2 separate regions of the Homo sapiens genome follow, and region 1 is linked to region 2. The links are chromatin loops, found by intact Hi-C in ENCODE. Cell type or tissue: heart right ventricle. All regions are shown on one strand.

The links. Peaks named below come from ENCODE experiments on the same cell type or tissue, not always from the same donor. Only the 100,000 strongest peaks of a DNase experiment are listed, where the experiment ranks them.
Region 1: a loop joins it to region 2, with 2.9 times the contacts of the local background. A loop is called at or near these places in 1 of 110 quality-filtered maps.

What each region holds. Positions count from the first base shown.
Region 1 is chr2:71,353,847-71,356,346 of GRCh38, reverse strand. It overlaps ZNF638 (zinc finger protein 638), which reads right to left. Exons shown (of 28, transcript NM_014497.5): 3 at 567-628. Among named protein-coding and RNA genes, the nearest start is that of ZNF638, 23 kb to the right of the region's middle. In heart right ventricle, no CTCF peak of the experiment used is centred here; no DNase peak of the experiment used is centred here.
Region 2 is chr2:71,509,077-71,511,576 of GRCh38, reverse strand. The region is part of intron 4 of DYSF (dysferlin); the gene reads right to left. Among named protein-coding and RNA genes, the nearest start is that of DYSF, 44 kb to the right of the region's middle. In heart right ventricle, CTCF peaks have their summits at 966 and 1,166 (motif pointing right); a DNase peak (open chromatin) is centred at 1,186; H3K27ac peaks cover 611 bases.

The DNA.
Region 1 (2,500 bases), 160 kb after region 2:
TTAAAATCACACTTTTTCACCTCTATGGCCAGTAGGGAAAACTTCACAGGTGCCCTGTCTTTAAGAAGAAAAAGGGGGAAGAATTGAAGAGCCAAGGTTAAGGAAGCAAGACATCTAGCTTGTCCATCCCTTACTTAAGGTATATTCTGAAAACTGGTTCTAAGTCAGAGAAGAGCTTTAGGTCCAAAATTAAATACTGGTGTTTGGTTTGCACTGATTTTCAGTTACTTGTCCTATGGGAAGAGGTGGAGATAGGAGAAGAAAGGATACCTGCTCTGATATAGATAAAAGATCCTGGGGAAGGTAAGCCAGCAAAGAATGAACTAATGACATAAAAAGTTTACCTACTGGGAATTAAGTTAGAAAAGTGTCAAAGGATATACTGAATTCTACCATTTTGGAAAAATATTAAATATACTTCCAGAAAACTAATATTTTTAAAAGACAATAGCTTTCCAAAAATATTTTTCTCCAAAGTATTATACTAAAGGTATTTAACAGTCACATCTGAACATTAACTATTTTGTAAATATGCTATCTATAATAAAGGAAAAATATATTCTTACTGTTGACGTAACTGTCGACAGCTCTCAATATGAGTAGATGTATTTTGATGCTGAATCCAATCCTATTGTAAAAGGAGAAAAGTGTTGAAATTAGAATATTCCTCATGTTGACTAATGAATTAGGCTTTTAAAAAAGACAAATAATATTTTGTTCAAAAATTAAACAAACGTACTCATAAATAGCATTTGGCTGCTCAGTAAAATTTTCACAAACAAAAATTAAAGGCCTTGAAACAAATGCACTTAATACCATACCTCACTGATCCCATTTGAAAATATTTTAGTACAGAAAACATTTTCAAAATCATACCCGTGGATGCTCATTTTGAAATCAATATATAAACTTGGAGAAAATAAAAGCATGGATCAGAAAAAACTTACTGCAAATATAAAAACAACACACCAGAAAACACCAAAAAATCTATAAGTAAAACGGTATCTGTGAAACAGCATCTTCAAAATACAATATTTCAATGACAAATACCTCTAAAATTCACGCTAACAACATCAACAATCAAAAAATGCCGCCGGGCGCAGTGGCTCACGCCTGTAATCCCAGCACTTTGGGAGGCCAAGGAGGGCGGATCACGAGTTCAGGAGATCGACACTACTGTGAAACCCTGTCTCTACTAAAAATACAAAAAATTAGCCAGGCGTTGTGGCGGGCACCTGTAGCCCCAGCGACTCAGGAGGCTGACGCAGGAGAATGGCGTGAACCCGGGAGGCGGAGCTTGCAGTGAGCCGAGATTGCGCCACTGCACTCCAGCCTGGGCGACAGAGCGAGACTCTGTCTCCAAAAAAATAAAAATAAAAATAAAAATAAAATAAAAATGCTACCTGATAGACCAGTACCATTCCATACAAGGTACTCACTATACTGGCAAATAAGATTAGGAAAAACATGGGGAAAAATGCTACTGATCAAATCTATTTTCAAAATTTAAAAGTAACAACATTTCAAAGATACAATATCCCTTACATATAGAGCTTTGAGCTTTACAATTAACGAAATGCTTCTTTTTTTTTTTTCTTTTCTTTTTTTTTTGAGACAGTTTCACTCTTGCTGCCTAGGCTGGAGTGCAATGAGGCGATCTCGGATCACTGCACTCTCCACCTCCTAGGTTCAAGTGATTCTCCTGCCTCAGCCTCCCTAGTAGCTGGAATTAACAGGCATGTGCCACCAAGCCTGGTGAATTTTTGTATTTTTAATAGAGACAGGGTTTCACCATGTTTGTCAGGCTGGTCTCGAACTCCTGACCTCAGGTGATCCACCTGCCTCGGCCTCCCAAAAGTGTTAGGATTACAGGCGTGAGCCACCATGCCCAGCCCAAAATGCTTTCTTATACATTACTTCATTTACAAATAAATCTGTCCTAAAATTACAATGTGTACCCATAAATAACTCTGGAAGATACATCTGGTTAAAAAAAAAAAAAAGCCAATACAGTTTACAAAGATACAGTTTCCAAGGTGAAACAATTAGTTAAAAGCAATATGTATGTTACTCAATGTTTTACTGTTCCTCCAGCATTTGGAAAGGCAGAAAACTTACTAAATAACTTCGTATTTCAACACTTTGCTTAAGGAAAATGTTATTATTTGTTTCCATTTGAAATACATTTTAGTTTAGGTCATTAGAAGTTTCCACAGTTAAAACCACGGTTGACAATAATTTTGGATTCTGCCTTGGCAAGAACTATCTGAAAGAAGGTACACTGATTTGCAATGCTCAGCATCAATTTAAACTCAGCAACAAGGTATGACAAATCCTAAACTATTTCATTAAGCCATGGAACTGATTGTGGACTACAAAAAAGAAATGTTTGTACATCCTGTTTAATAATACAAATAGAAAGCTAGAAGAAGAGTCTCTAGTAGTACTAAAACCCATATTTTTAATATTAATTGGACACTGTTTACATCAAACAGACACA
Region 2 (2,500 bases):
GGCAAGATCTGTGACCGCCCTGTGCCTCAGTTTCCTCATCTATAAAATTGGGGTTAGTCATAGCAATAGCACCTTCCTCACAGGTCAAATGTGGAGCAAATTAGTTGATGTAGCACGTAGTGGACTTCTGCAAATGAATCAGGGATCCAACCTCACCTGCAGGATTTTTCCCACTATCCACTTGGCCTGTCTTCAGGAAAATGTCCCTTTGGCCACTCTGCTCAGTCAATGGCTTGCCCCTACTTCTCCAGGGACAACTCAGCTTTGCTCTGCTTTGCTCAGGCTGCAGCTAGCACTGAGAGGGTCTCAGTGTGCTGCCAGGCTTGCAGAGCCCTCTTCCTTCCTGCCCCCCAGCACATCCTCAGCTGCCCCGGCTTGCACCGGCCAGAGAGGAGAGGGACTGGTGACATCCCTCACAGGCGAGGTCGGGTTGCCCATGCGCCCACCCCACCCCAACCCTCACCCTGAACCTGGGAACGGCACAACCTCAGCAGGATCTGCAGCCTGGCTGCTCCCGGGCCTGCCTGAGCCCTGTCCCGGCTCCACAGGTCCAGCAAGCCTCCTGGGGCAGCCAGTCTCTCAAATTAGTGCAACGGATACTCTAAGAAAGTTTGGGAAGCACAGAAAGCTTAAAGAGGAAAAATAAGGCAAAAGAAAACCAATTGTCCATAATTCCGTGACTCCACATTCCAGTTCTCTCCAATCTTTCAAACAAATAGTAGACAGATCTGCTGTATGCAAAATGATTTTCTTTTACTGAATGTCAGGCAATAAGCTCTCCCCAGGTTTTGACAAACCCTTTATAAACACAATTTTTCCTGAGGCATAATGTCCCTCTGAGTGGCTCTGGCACAGTTCACTGGACCTTTCTGCTGAATGATGTTAGGGACGTCCAGGGACTCACAGAGCAAACTCAGTCCCAAGAGAGAAGGGCCTGAAGGCTCCCGACATACTCAGCTCTTGAGCTTGAACTCTCCAGACTGGGGCCTGGGGACAGCCACACTAAGGAGAGCAGCACTGGTGGAAAGCAGGGCTCAGAACACTGAGGAAGGAGACAAGAGCTAGCTCAGCATCCCAGGAGACCCAGGAGGAGGTCAACAAAGGCAACTGAGACCCTTGAATTCCCTCACCCAAGGAATGAACATAACCTGCCCTGTGGGTTCCTGAATCACCACCAGGTGTCGCCACGTGAGCAGCCAGTCCCTTCAGCTCCTGCAACCCGTGGAGGGGAAAAGAAGAAAGTCCTCCCCTCCGCCCAGATGCCACACCTGACTCCTAGAGATGCCAGTTCAGTAGGTCTAGGGTGGGCCTGGGTATTTGCACTTTTAACAACTGTCCTGGGACTTTCTTCCACTTCAGCAAAAGGTAAGTTGGGCTCTTTGGAGAAATAACTACTTCCAGGGCTAGGGCAGGGAAGATACAAGATGAGCCTGGACCATCTTCTTGCACCAGAAAGGAAGGAAATGCTCAATGAATGACTGATTCTTAAAAACACATCAAAAGAGCCTGGGCGAGGTGGTTCATGCCTGTAATCCCTTTGGGAGGCCGAGCCAGGCGGATCTCTTGAGGTCAGGAGTTTGAGACCAGCCTGGCCAACATGGTGAAACCCCATCTCTACTAAAAATACAAACATATTAGCCAGGCGTGGTGGCATGCACCTGTAATCCCTGCTACTCAGGAGGCTGAGGCAGGAGAATCGCTTGAACCTTGGCGGCAGAGGTCGCAATGAGTCGATCACACCACTGCACTCCAGCCTGGGTTACAGAGCAAGACTCTGCCTCAAAAACATAAAATAAAATAATAAATAAATAATAAAAAGTAAAAACATGTCAAAAGGACACAGAAGCCAACTTTCAAGAGCTCCCACAGGCCAAATCTGAGACAATAGAAACATGAAAATACATAATAACAGTAACAGATTAAACAATTGAATAAAATAGAAATACCCAAATCCATACCACAGTAAATAAATAGGAGAGGAGAAAGCTTTTCCTGACCACGAAATGCCAACTGACTAATGCAGGAAAAATAACTGAGAATATCACTATTTAGCAATCATCAAAGCAATAATGAATTCAACCAAGAAACAGCAGTGATATTAAAACTCCTGGGTACGGCCAGGTACAGTGGCTCACAACTATAATCCCAGCACTTTGGGAGGCTGAGACAGGAGGATTTCTTGAGCCCAGAGTTCAAAACCAGCCTGGACAACATAGTGAGACCCTCATCTTTACAAAAAACAAAAAATTAGCCAGGCATGGTGGCCCACGCTTATAGTTCCAGCTACTCAGGAGGCTGAGGTGGGAGAATCACTTGAGCCTGGGAGGTCAAGGCTGCAGTGAGCCATGATTACACCACTGCATTCCAGCTGGGCAACAGAATGAGACCAGTCTCAAAACAAAAACAAAAACACTTCATGACGGCTGGGCACAGTGGCTCACGCCTGTAATCCCAGCACTTTGGGAGGCCGAGGTGGGTGAATCACCTGAGGTCAGGGGTT